2 separate regions of the Homo sapiens genome follow, and region 2 is linked to region 1. Evidence: chromatin contacts called from ENCODE Hi-C data. All regions are on one chromosome and are shown on one strand. Each heading gives the region's core, a stretch centred on a gene start or an enhancer-like site at or near the end of the contact. The rest is flanking DNA. Distances are from core to core; before and after follow the strand shown.

The links. A loop is a pair of places that touch in the nucleus more often than their neighbours do. Pooled maps may share reads with other maps.
Region 2: a loop to region 1 is called in a pooled map of heart right ventricle, with 2.2 times the contacts of the local background. The contact joins two enhancer-like sites. A Hi-C loop is called at or near these places in 1 of 168 maps with a recorded cell type or tissue (left cardiac atrium) and 10 of 50 pooled maps.

The regions. Positions count from the first base shown.
Region 1 is chr15:70,556,242-70,562,000 of GRCh38, forward strand. No RefSeq gene overlaps it. Among named protein-coding and RNA genes, the nearest start is that of LINC02204, 27 kb to the right of the region's middle. Within about 2 kb of position 3,115, at least 3 of the 41 ENCODE cell types and tissues checked have a DNase peak (open chromatin) inside an H3K27ac peak, as active enhancers do.
Region 2 is chr15:70,861,460-70,867,238 of GRCh38, forward strand. It overlaps a transcript of LRRC49 not described here. Among named protein-coding and RNA genes, the nearest start is that of LARP6, 10 kb to the left of the region's middle. Within about 2 kb of position 2,483, at least 5 of the 41 ENCODE cell types and tissues checked have a DNase peak (open chromatin) inside an H3K27ac peak, as active enhancers do.

The DNA.
Region 1 (5,759 bases), core at 1,865-4,364:
CCACTCCCCGCTGCTCCCACTCTCTCAGGCTCTAGCTGCAAATTGGTTCACATGATGAATGCAAGCTGCCTGAATCACTCATAGGATGGCTTGAGAAAAAGCAATTAAATGCTTTCTTAATTGTAGGATGGCAAGAGGTTAATGAGTTACTATAAAAACCAGTCCCTACCATCTGGTGGCTGTCACCAAAGCCCACATGCAGGGAGAGATCCCAATTTGTAAGACAGAACAACAGGATCACTCCAAGTCAAGAGAAGGGATGCAGGCATGAGGTGCTGAGGCTGGGGGCCCCGAGCTCCAGAGCCCAGTTAGCATGTCCCTGGCAGTCCCAAGTCCTAGCTGCAAGGCGGTTCAAAACCAAGATGGAGGAAAACACAGACAGGGAGCCAAACATTTATCAGTTCAGACCCCGTTTTTCTCTAAGATCCAGCTTTTGCAAGGGATGGCCCTGACAGCCACTTTGCTCAGCATGAGCCAGGAGAAGGAGAGAGAAAAGTGACAGACTAAGGGAGAGCCCGGCCAAGCTGAGAGAGGGACGGACAGAGGCAGGGACTGGCAGGCCCGACGAAGACAAAAGACAAAACAGCCCAGACAGACAAGAGACAAACGGAAAGGAGGAGAATTGAAATGCTCAGAGATGAAAACAGACGGTGACAAGTTGTGAACTTGAGAAGCAGATGAAAGGGCAGGTAATTTTCTACAATCAGAGACAGGAAAAAAACTTCTGAGGGTTTTGCTTTGTTCTGTGCAAACGTCCCTTCAGTATTCCTCAGCCCTCTGCGTCATCAAGAGAAATGGCCCTTCTCCCTCGGTGGATGTGAAGAGGAAATATAGAGCAGGTAAGCCCCTCCTCTGCACACAACCACCATATGCACACATACACACCTTTGAGGACAAAGCAGGTCTAGGTCTCTCTCTTTTTTTTTTTTTTTGCCCATGCCCCAGAGTAAACAAACAAACAAAAAACAGGGATCTACAGCTGGAAGATTCCAGCATCTCCCTCTTCCACATTATCTTGAGTCTTCAATTTTCTTTCTCCTCCCTCCTACTCCAGTCCATTTGGCCAACTCCCTTCTCAGGAGACTGCCCCTGTGGTACTGGGAAGAGAAGTTGGACCAATAATCCATTCATTTTACGAGAGATTAGAGATTCCCCTAAAATCTGTATGAGAACTTAGGAAGAGGGTTGCTGGTGTTGCAAAATAAAATGAGAGTTTGAAATTCCTGATCTACACTCTGTATTCAACCAGTATAAGAGTTGACCATAATTGTCTCTTTAATTTCCAACAATATTCCAGAATCCCAGGGCTGTGTTGGGCCAGCCTCACCTATCCAGCTGGGTTCTCTGGGGACTCATGTCACCTCAGCCTCCCAGCAGAGGTATGCCAGGTCTTTGAAAAGCTGCCTGATTCTGGTGTCAGCAGCAGCCAGGGTCCAGCAGCTGCACAGCAGCAGTGCCAGTAGGCGGCATCCAGGACCCAGCAGGGTGCCAGCAACGGTGTCCTCACTGGCCTGTTCTGGGATATGATTCTGCCTTTTGTTCCTGTACTTTTGAAGGCCTGAGTGCTCCTCTTTCTGGTGATTCTGTGAGCCACTCAGTAGCTTTTCTGCTTCAAAACAAAAAGAGCCAGCATGCACACACATGCACTCATGCCAAGAGCAAGAAAGAGAGACGGAGACTGGAGGAGAGGGAGAAGTTGAGAGAGAGAGAGAGAGATGGAGAGATGCAGAGATGGAGAGAGAGAGACAGAAACAAATGGAGAGAGACAGAGACAAAGAGACTGGAGAGAGAGACACATAGAGACAGAGACAGAAGGAGAGAGAGACACAGAGATAGAGACAGAAACAAATGGAGAGAGAGACAGAGACAAATGGAGACACAGAGAGATGCAGAGACAGAGACAGATGGAGAGACAGGGACAGAGACAGATGGAGAGAGAGACAGACACAGATGGAGAGAGATAGAAACAAATGGAGAGAGATAGAGATAGAAACAGATGGAGAGAGACAGAGAGATAGAGACAGGGGCAGACAGGTGGAGAGAGATGGGGAGAGACAAGAAAGACAGAGGCAGAGACGGAGAAAATAAGACCCTAGTTCTTAAAACTCAGTCATTAAGTCATGGGCACTGGTCTCAACCCCTCATCTGCTTCCTCTGGACTGAGCCTCCTCTCCCAGCCACACTCCTTGGAGGCCCCGCCAGGTCAGACTTTGAGTTTTGTCCTCTGGCTTTACATTTCACTTCTCAGGCTGCAACCAATACCAATACCAATACCCCCTGCTCCTATTAGCAGCCTCCCTCCTACTGCTGCTCCACACCTCCCCTGACACCGCATGCCTGTGTGCACACACACACAACAGTACACACAGCAACTCGCACACACACCACAGCACACACATAGCTCACACACACACAGAACACACAACTTGCACACAAACAGCTCACACACACACCACAGTGCACACACACAGCACAGCACACATAACTTACAAACACACCACAGCACACACACAGCAGCTCTCACACACACACACCACAGCACACACAATAGCTCACACACACGCCGCAGCACACACACAAACCACAGCACACAAACACTACAGCACACACACACACAGCACATACACCACAGCGCACACACACAACAGCACATACACGACAGTGCACATGCACAACAGCACACACACAATAGTTCACACACACAGCATACACACACCAGTGCACACACATACCACAGCGCACACACACACCACACACAGCACATACACACCACAGCATACACACAATAGCTCACACACACCAGTCCATACACACACACGCCACAGCACACACACCACAGTCCACACAAACAGCACATACACAGCAGCTCACATATACCACAGTATGCACAATAGCCCATGCACACCACAGCACACACACAACACATACACTCTACGACACACATACACACAACACACACCCCTCCCCCCACCTACACACAAACATACACTCTTATTTTTGCCCCTGTTCCATCTGGCATTTTCTGGAAGTCATTGCTGGAAGTTGACGCGTTCCACCCTCCAGTCCAGGCTGCCTGTGTTCCGTCCTCCACAGCAAGCCTGCGGGTGCAGGAAATGAGAGGCCACAGGGTTGTGGGCTGGAGACAGAAGGGGAGGGAGGGGAAGGCAAGCAGTAGTCTGAGTCTGAGCTGTCACGTGGAGACAAATCAAATGCCACCGCAGAGTTTACTCGAGTTTAAAACATGGGAAATGAGCACCCCAAACATTGGACCCAAAGATTTTCCTCTCAGTTACCACTTTTGAGGAGTAATTTCCACCCAAGTGTGGCGTATGCACAGCCAGGTGTCACTGCCAAGCCATTTGATGCCCCCGAATTCCTTTTGAGGCACCACCTGCCTTTCTTCTTTGGCGCAAGCTGGGTGCTGCTTTGTGAAGAAGGCAGCTCAGATGTCTCTTGGAATGAATACATCAGAGGAAAGAGTTCAGTTAGAGGACTGATCCTGAACATTTCAGTGAATTTCAGTAAGCTCAACCCCGTGAGAAAACACTCAAACAGAATAAGCCACCCACAGATGAGTCTAAAACAAAATATAAACAAATGCAAGATGCCGGGGAACATTCTGTGTACACCAGTGTCAGGGAGCTCAAGGTAAAAGACAGCTGGCTGCCGAGAGGTGAAGTTAAAATGCGTGTGTCCCCTAGACGTAGCTCCCTCAGTGACTTGCCATGGGTGGCTGCTACCACTCCTCTCAACCCTGGTCCTAACCACCCAATCACAAGTTCACACCGGTCAGATACCCAGGGCTGGCTGCTGTTGATGCGACTCCCTCTGACATCCTCTGGCGTGGCAGGTGAGGACTGGGGCCCTGGAGTAAGAAGGCTTGAGGTTTGAATCCTGGCACCATTGCCTGGGGACCAGCCTGCCTTCTCTGTGTGCCCGCTTAAATGGGGATAGGAACCGTAACTCTCACCATATTCTTAAGGGGATTAGGTAAGTTGATCTGTATGAAGGTGTATCAGCCCAGGTTCAACCAAAGAATAGAACCAGTAGGAGATATAGATTAAGAGATTTATCTCAGGCGATCGGCTTATGCAATTGTGGATCTGGCTAAGCAAGTCTGGAATCTGTAGGGCAGCCCATCAGGAAAGGCAGGCTAGAACTCTCAGGCATAGGCTGAAGCCACCGTCCACAAGTAGAATTTCTTCTCCTTCACGGAAGCCTCGGTTCTACTCTTAAGGCCTTTCCATTGATTGAATCAAGCCCACTCAGATTGTCTAGAATAATTCCTTTTATGTAAAGTCACTGACTTTGGACTTTAATGGCTTCTATAAAAGACCTTCACAGCAACACCTACATGAGTGTTTAAATAACTGGAGACCCTGGCCAGGGCAAGGTGACATGTAAGACTGACTGTCACAGAAGGATTAGCACAATGGCTGGCTCATGGTAATTATCCACTCAATAAAGCTCAGCTGTGATTTTTTTTTTTTTTTTTTTTTTTTGAGGATTCTAAAGCATTCACTGATGAAGTTGACAAAATAAGTCAAGCATTTCCCCTTTTTAGTTCTCATCATACATGGCCAATAGCGCCCTCTTCCTCACTTCCAAAATCGTTCCAACTTCTTTGGAATTCCTCAGTTCCAAAGAAGGCTGAAGGCTCATCCCAAGAAGCCAAAAGGAAGGTGACTTATTTTTCAGACATTCTCAGCCACATTTCCTGAACACACTGTGCCAGACTAGCACCACGGTTACAGATACAGATGCAGGTACATGTTGGTCCCCACCCTCCTGGATCCTGGGTGCAGGGTCCCACTCTCCTTCTGTTCTCTTCCTTGACCAGATGCCTCCCGCTGGGCCTACTGCAGTACCCAGGGCCTCCTCCTACAGCTGTCCCACAAAGGCTCTGGACCAAAGGAGACAGACAGGTAGAAATCCAGCCCATGCTCTGATTGGTGCATCTGCCCAGAGGGCCACCTTTTCTCATCACTCAGAGGAGCCATGAAAGCTAGTGATGGCCAGTGCAATGCCTGCATGGCATAGCTGAATTTCTACTGGGTCCTGACTCTGCTTGTCTTTGAGAAACAGGATGCCTGCAATAAAAAGTTCCCTTTGTAACCAGACCAACTGAGAGTGGTTAGAGCCAAGATAGCCCACCCTCAGGCTTCATTCTAATCTCATCTCCTTGCTAAATGATGCTCCCACCAGTGCCATGACAGGTTGACAATCACCATGACAATGACTGGAAGAAGCCATCAAAGGACAAAAAGGAAGGCAGCCCTTCAGCTCCAAGGCAGTTCACCACCCAATTCCAGAAAATATGGGAATATTCCTCCCCTGGCTTTTAACATCCAACTCCTTCATGAGAGAAAATCCTATATTCTCACCCCTTCACCCCTCACTTGTTGAGAGGTCGATTTGTGAGCCAGGCTCCCGCTCCTCCAATTCCATGGCCATTGAATCAGTCCCGCACTGCTTGACACTCACTTTCGGCTTTGTGTATATTGGCTTCATGACACCAAACAGGGAAAGACCCCATCTTTCGGAGGACCAGCTTTGTCCCCTGGCAGCACATATAACCACAGACCATTCTCCTACTGACAGAAGGGGGCTCCTCCAGGAGGCCACATTCTCTTTAAAAGGGAACGTCCCATTTCCAGCCACAGGGTTCACATGTGATGCAGTGAAGAGCATCTCTCAGCCTCCCAAAGCAATTCTCAATTCTCATCTACAGGGCCTCCTAAGCACCGATCTTGGTGGCC
Region 2 (5,779 bases), core at 1,233-3,732, 300 kb after region 1:
GCATTATGAATGGAAGTCGGGTCATTGCTGCAGGTGGTAAAAAGAGTAGGGTTTTCTAAAAGGCCCTCAGTACTGTCTCCCACTCCCCTAAGTTTGAGGTGCTCCCCACAAAGCAACAACATCCCCAGTTTGGGTCCCACCATTTAAAGATAACGTCTTGCTCTCATAATATTAATTTCTTTGTGGCATATTATCAAATTGTTTTGACACATACTTTGGAAAGTATATTCAAGCTTTACCTGCCATTTATGTCTTGTGGAGGACTGGTTTATCAAACTGATGAGGAATGTCACAAGTTAAAAATAGATGGAGACCCTTAGCCGGGCATGGTGGTGTGCGCCTGTAGTCCTAGCTACTCGGGAGGCCGAGGCAGAAGAATTGCTTGAACCCAGAAGGTGGAGGCTGCAGTGAGCCAAGATCACACCACTGCACTCCAGCCTGGGTGACAGAGTGAGACTCTGTCTTAAAAAGAAAAAATAGATGGGTTTTATTTTAGAAGGGTGAAAGAAGGACTAGATCTAGGCGAGTGATCAGTAACAGCAGGTATGAAAGTGATTGGTAGAAATTCTAAGAAACACAGGCACAGGTACTCATTTTTTTCTTGAGGGAAAACCTAAAGAATTTACACAAAGCTGGACCACACATAGCAAGAGAGCCAGCTGCCTACTCCGGCCTGAAGGGCGAGCCCACCCTGGTCCTCCATTCCCCAGGAAGACACACAGCAGTCAATGCTTCTCCCTGATCAGGGTGAGGGCTTCATTAGGTCAGAAATTCTCAACTTAAGTTGCATGTTAGAATCTTAGAATCACCTGGGGGGCTTTTAAAAATTCTGAGGCTGGCCGGGCGCGGTGGCTCACGCCTGTAATCCCAGCACTTTGGGAGGCCGAGGCGGGCGTATCACAAGGCCAGGAGATCGAGACCATCCTGGCTAACAACGTGAAACCCCGTCTCTACTAAAAATACAAAAAATTAGCTGGGCATGGTGGCACGTGCCTGTAGTCCCAGCTACTCAGGAGGCTAAGGCAGGAGAATCGCTTGAACCCAGGAGGCAGAGGTTGCAGTGAGCTGAGATTGTACCACTGCCCTCCAGCCTGGGCGACAGAGCAAGACTCCGTCTCAAAAAAAAAAAAAAAAAAAAAAAATTCTGATGCCCTACCAATTAAGTTCTGGGGTTAAGACCTAGACATTAAGCATCAGGCATTATACCTAGCTTTCAAAGCTCCCAAAATGATTCCAACATGCAGCAAAATTCAAGAACCTCTGTGTTCGGTCTTTCAAGCCATATTTTTCAGGTTCCTCCCAACAGGTCTGGAGACTCAGGCTAGTGGTTCATCTGATCTCCAGGTGCAAGTAACCAGCACAATTCAACCCCAGCATCTTCCTAGAGTTTACTGAGGGACTGGGTGACTCAAAGATGCATTTCTCATGTGCACTATTTCTTAGCAGGAGCAGGCATCAGACCAGCCTGCTGCAAACAATTGTTCAGGTTGTACACAGCACGAGGATGCTTGGCATAGGGGATAAAGGGATGAAATGACTGCCTAAACTCTGCTCACCAAGCTGTCACCCTGGCCTCAGACTTGGTGCAACTAGAGGGGAAAAGGGTAACTATTTCTAATTCTCACAAATGAGCTAAAGTGGTCCTTTGTGCCAATAGTGGCCCTGGTTCAGGCCTGCCTAAGGTAGAGGCAAACTGAAATTCAAGGACCACGGGCATCAGAATTACTAAGGAACTTATTTAAATGTATAGTCCTGCATCTTCACTCCAGATCAAATGAGTCATATCTCTGAAGATACAGCCTAGAAATCTGTGTATTTAATAATCTCCCAAGTGGTTTCCATCAAGCTGAAGTTTGGTGGCCACTGACCGAAGGTATGGGATGGTCTTTCAATAAAAACAACAAATTGAACATCTCCTACATGCCAGGCCCATGCCACCATTCAAGGATATGAGAGCAAACAAGACCCCATCCTTTTCTCAAGTATTCTGGTCTAATAGAAGACAGACAAAAGCTGTGGGTCCCAGGAGGAGCCCAAACTATGACCTCTGCTGGAGTTCAGATATCTGGCATATTCAGAGAACCAGTTAGCAGATTCAAAAATCCCTACAGGAGGGACTGAAGCTCCTCCCAGAAGAATAGTCATCCCAGAGAAATAGGAGCCAGGCACCACAAGCCTGACTCACTAACAAAGCCTCCATTGTCAGAAAAGATGAGTGATTTGGGGGACAGAGTAGCGTCTGATATGTGTTTGTTTGCCTGTGGGCCAAGGCCCTGCTACCCAACCTCTGTGGTCATGTATCTGAGCCCTGTGGAAAGCTAGGGGGACTGTACATGAAAACTGAAAAGCCTGTTTTCCTATAACCCCTATAAACTATTTCAGCACAAGGAATATGACTTTGGGATCCCACTATCTGAGGGTGCACATCACGAGGGGAGGCATTTTTTGCCACTGCTCAGAATAACATCTCACAGCTTTGGCACCTTCTGTGCTGCTCATCAGCTGCAGGAGGAGACTTTGGTGCCTGGTGGACACAGTTGTGCCCAGGGAAGTGCCTGTAGTGCCCATTGGATAGGGTATAGTCTAGCAGAGGAGGCTGGGGCAGTAAAGGAGGGACAACATGCAGACACCAGGTGGTGACTAGCTAGATTCGTCTATGAACACACATGAGACACCCCCGGGGAATGTCCACAGATACTTGGGCAGTGTTTGAGGGGCTAGGTTTGTGTATTAATAACATTAGTGGGTAAAAGGGCTCAAGTGGAAAGAGCTCCCCCCAGAATGGGTGACAGACTCAGTTTCTCTCCATTTGTCATCACTTTTACAGCAAGAACTTGGTGCCTAATCAGGATGACTTCTAATTTGTAGCCCAGACTGCACATTCTAAAGACACCGAGAGGCCCTGAGGCATGGGCACCAGGATGGATGAGGCATTGAGAGGGAAGAGCAGGGCCCTGGAGTTCCCAAGGGGAGAGGTGTGGGTGATTTCCTTTGCCTAATTTGGAAGGCCTAGAGCATTCTGGCTCCAGGCTGCCTTTCCACCCTCATCTCATGTCCATCTTGCCCTCACTCCCTCTGCTCTGGCCATACTGAATTTCTCTTAGTTTATCTGAAGGCACCACTCTTCTGTCCTTTAAACGTGCAGTTTCAGATGCGTGACATGCTTATTCTCTCCTTTTTACCTGGCAAACTTCTAATCTTTCAGGTTTTAGCTAAGATATCACTCAGGGGAACTTTTCTGGATTTGCCAGTTTAGTGTACGGGACATTCAATGCTGTCCATAAACTCAGATGTGGAGAAAATGTAACTCTTTGGGGTGATGGAAATGGAATCTCAGTTTCAGTTTGGGTTCTTCTCATAACTTGGGCTAGGGTCAAAATTCCAGGTGTCTGTTCATCAGTCATCTGTGTATCCGGGAATCTAGCAACTGAGATGTCCATATCATTAAGTCAGGGCTCTCTTAGCTGCTTCAGTGCCAAATTTGGGGCACTAGGATCTTTGCTAGGCCCTCTATAACCCCATATGCCTAGAGTCAACACCACCAGCACAGTCATTTTCTTCCTTTTTTCTCCTGCTTCCATTCTGGAAGAAGCCTTTTCCAATTCAGGGACAAGTTTCTTTCATCTTGAACTTGGGTCCTTCAGCAATCCTCCTGCCTCGGCCTCCCACAGTGCTGGGATTACAGGTGTGGGCCCCATGCCTGGCCATTTCTCTTAACCCAAATCTCTATTCTGCTTAGTGGTTACTGGCTTCTTTCCCAAAACTTTGTATTAGTTTCGTAAATACAGAAAGGTTGAAATAATAATAAAATGAACATTCTTATGCACTCTACTGAATTCAAAAATCGTTAAAAATTTATCACCATCTTTTTTCACCTCTCAGTACTTCAGCCTGTCTTCTAAAGAGAAAGACATTCACCTACAAAACCACAATATCATGGTTGCGTCTAACAAAACTGTTGATAGTTCCGTAAAATTATCTAATAGCGAGTTCATATTCATTTCCCCAAAATGTTTCATTCCAAGAATGTTCATTATGCTTCAGAACAAAAACCAGGATCCAATTTAGAGTCACACATTGCATTTGATGTTTATGTCCTTCTAATTTATTTACATCGAGAATAGTCCCTTCACCATTTTATATTGTTATTGTTGCTTCATGACATTGAATTTTTGAAGGATTCATGTCCGTTATCCTAAAGAATTTAGGCTTTTGAAAACAAAAGCCAGAGAACTCTGCCCCAGACTTTCCCTGAGGCAAGAAGTATAACCTACCTGTCTGGTTTTTTGAGGACTGAGAGTTTTCCCTGGCCATGGGACTTTCAGTGTCAAAACCAAGAAAATCCTGGGCAAGCCAAGATGAATTGGTCACCCTAGAGGCAAGGAGGTATGGACTTGGATATTTGCTTGAATGGTTGCAAGGCATAGAGTGAAACATTTTTTAAAATGAATAATCCGATATTATGCAGCCACACTTGGTTAATAAGTAGGTTCATAGCATCCTGTGTTTATACTCTTGCAATATGCATCATATTTTTGACTCTGTTTAACATCTGAATTTCCCAATAGACAGTAAACTCCATGAAGGCAGAGACATGTATATCTTTCTCATTACTCTAATCTCATTGTATCCCCATAGTTCTGGTACATGTAAAGTATTTATTTATTTATTTATTTATTTATTTATTTATTTATTTATTTATTTTTGAGATGGAGTCTCGCTCTGTCACCCAGGCTGGAGTGCAGTGGTGCGATCTTGGCTCACTGCAACCTCTGCCTCCGGGTTCAGGTGATTCTCCTGCCTCAGCCTCCTAAGTTGCTGGGACTACAGGCGTGTGCCACCATGCCTGGCTAATTTTTGTATTTTTAGTAGAGATGGGGTTTCACCATGTTGGCCAGGATGGTCTCCATCTCTTGATCTCGTGATCCGCCCGCTTCAGACTCCCCAATTGCCGGGATTACAGGCGTGAGCGACCACGTCCGGCCACTAAGACATGTTTAAATAGTGAGGCTGCAGCCCACTGGTAATTTCCATACCCCTGTTCACTGAGTCTTATTAGGTTAGGTTTCTGCATGGAAATCTTAACAAACATTCTGTGCAACTGTCCTGGCCTTACAGATGAGACTCCAGAAGTTTAAATCATCTTCAAGATCAAATTAAGACCTTAACTTCTAAGTCCTCAGGGTCTTCATGCAGTGACGGGATATAGATAAGGGTAGAAAAATATCTGGGAATCTGGAGATACTTAACCCATTGGCTAAGCAGCACTGGACCATATACCAAGGTCCTAAGGAAATCAATCACACCTTAAGAAAATTTAACTAAATTGGACAGAAATTAACACAATTTCATTCAGTCCTTGCCTTATTCTCCAGATTTGAATCCCCCAGGGTCATTAAATGATTGGCCAAGTAGAGATTGGGGTTGGAAAGTTGAAATAAGGTATAATTATGAACCTGGCCTGAACTCCAGATCGACTCAAGGCCAAGTCTGGCCTTTGGAAAGTCTTTGGGGTTAAAGATTTGGTAATGGACTTAATGTAGCATTGGGTACCTGATTATAGAGAATTCAAGTGGAGGCTGATCGGAACGGAATCCTGATGGCCAAGTTGCCCAAGGCTATCAAGGTCCAAGCAGAAGACAGCACATCTCAATGCCTGCTCTCTCATTCCTTTCACCCTCTTTGGAAGAAGGTCTACTTGAGAACTGTGCTGAGTCATGTAGGCCTGCCTTTGTGACGGGAATCCTCATATCAGACACTCTCCAGAGAAAGAGGCTTG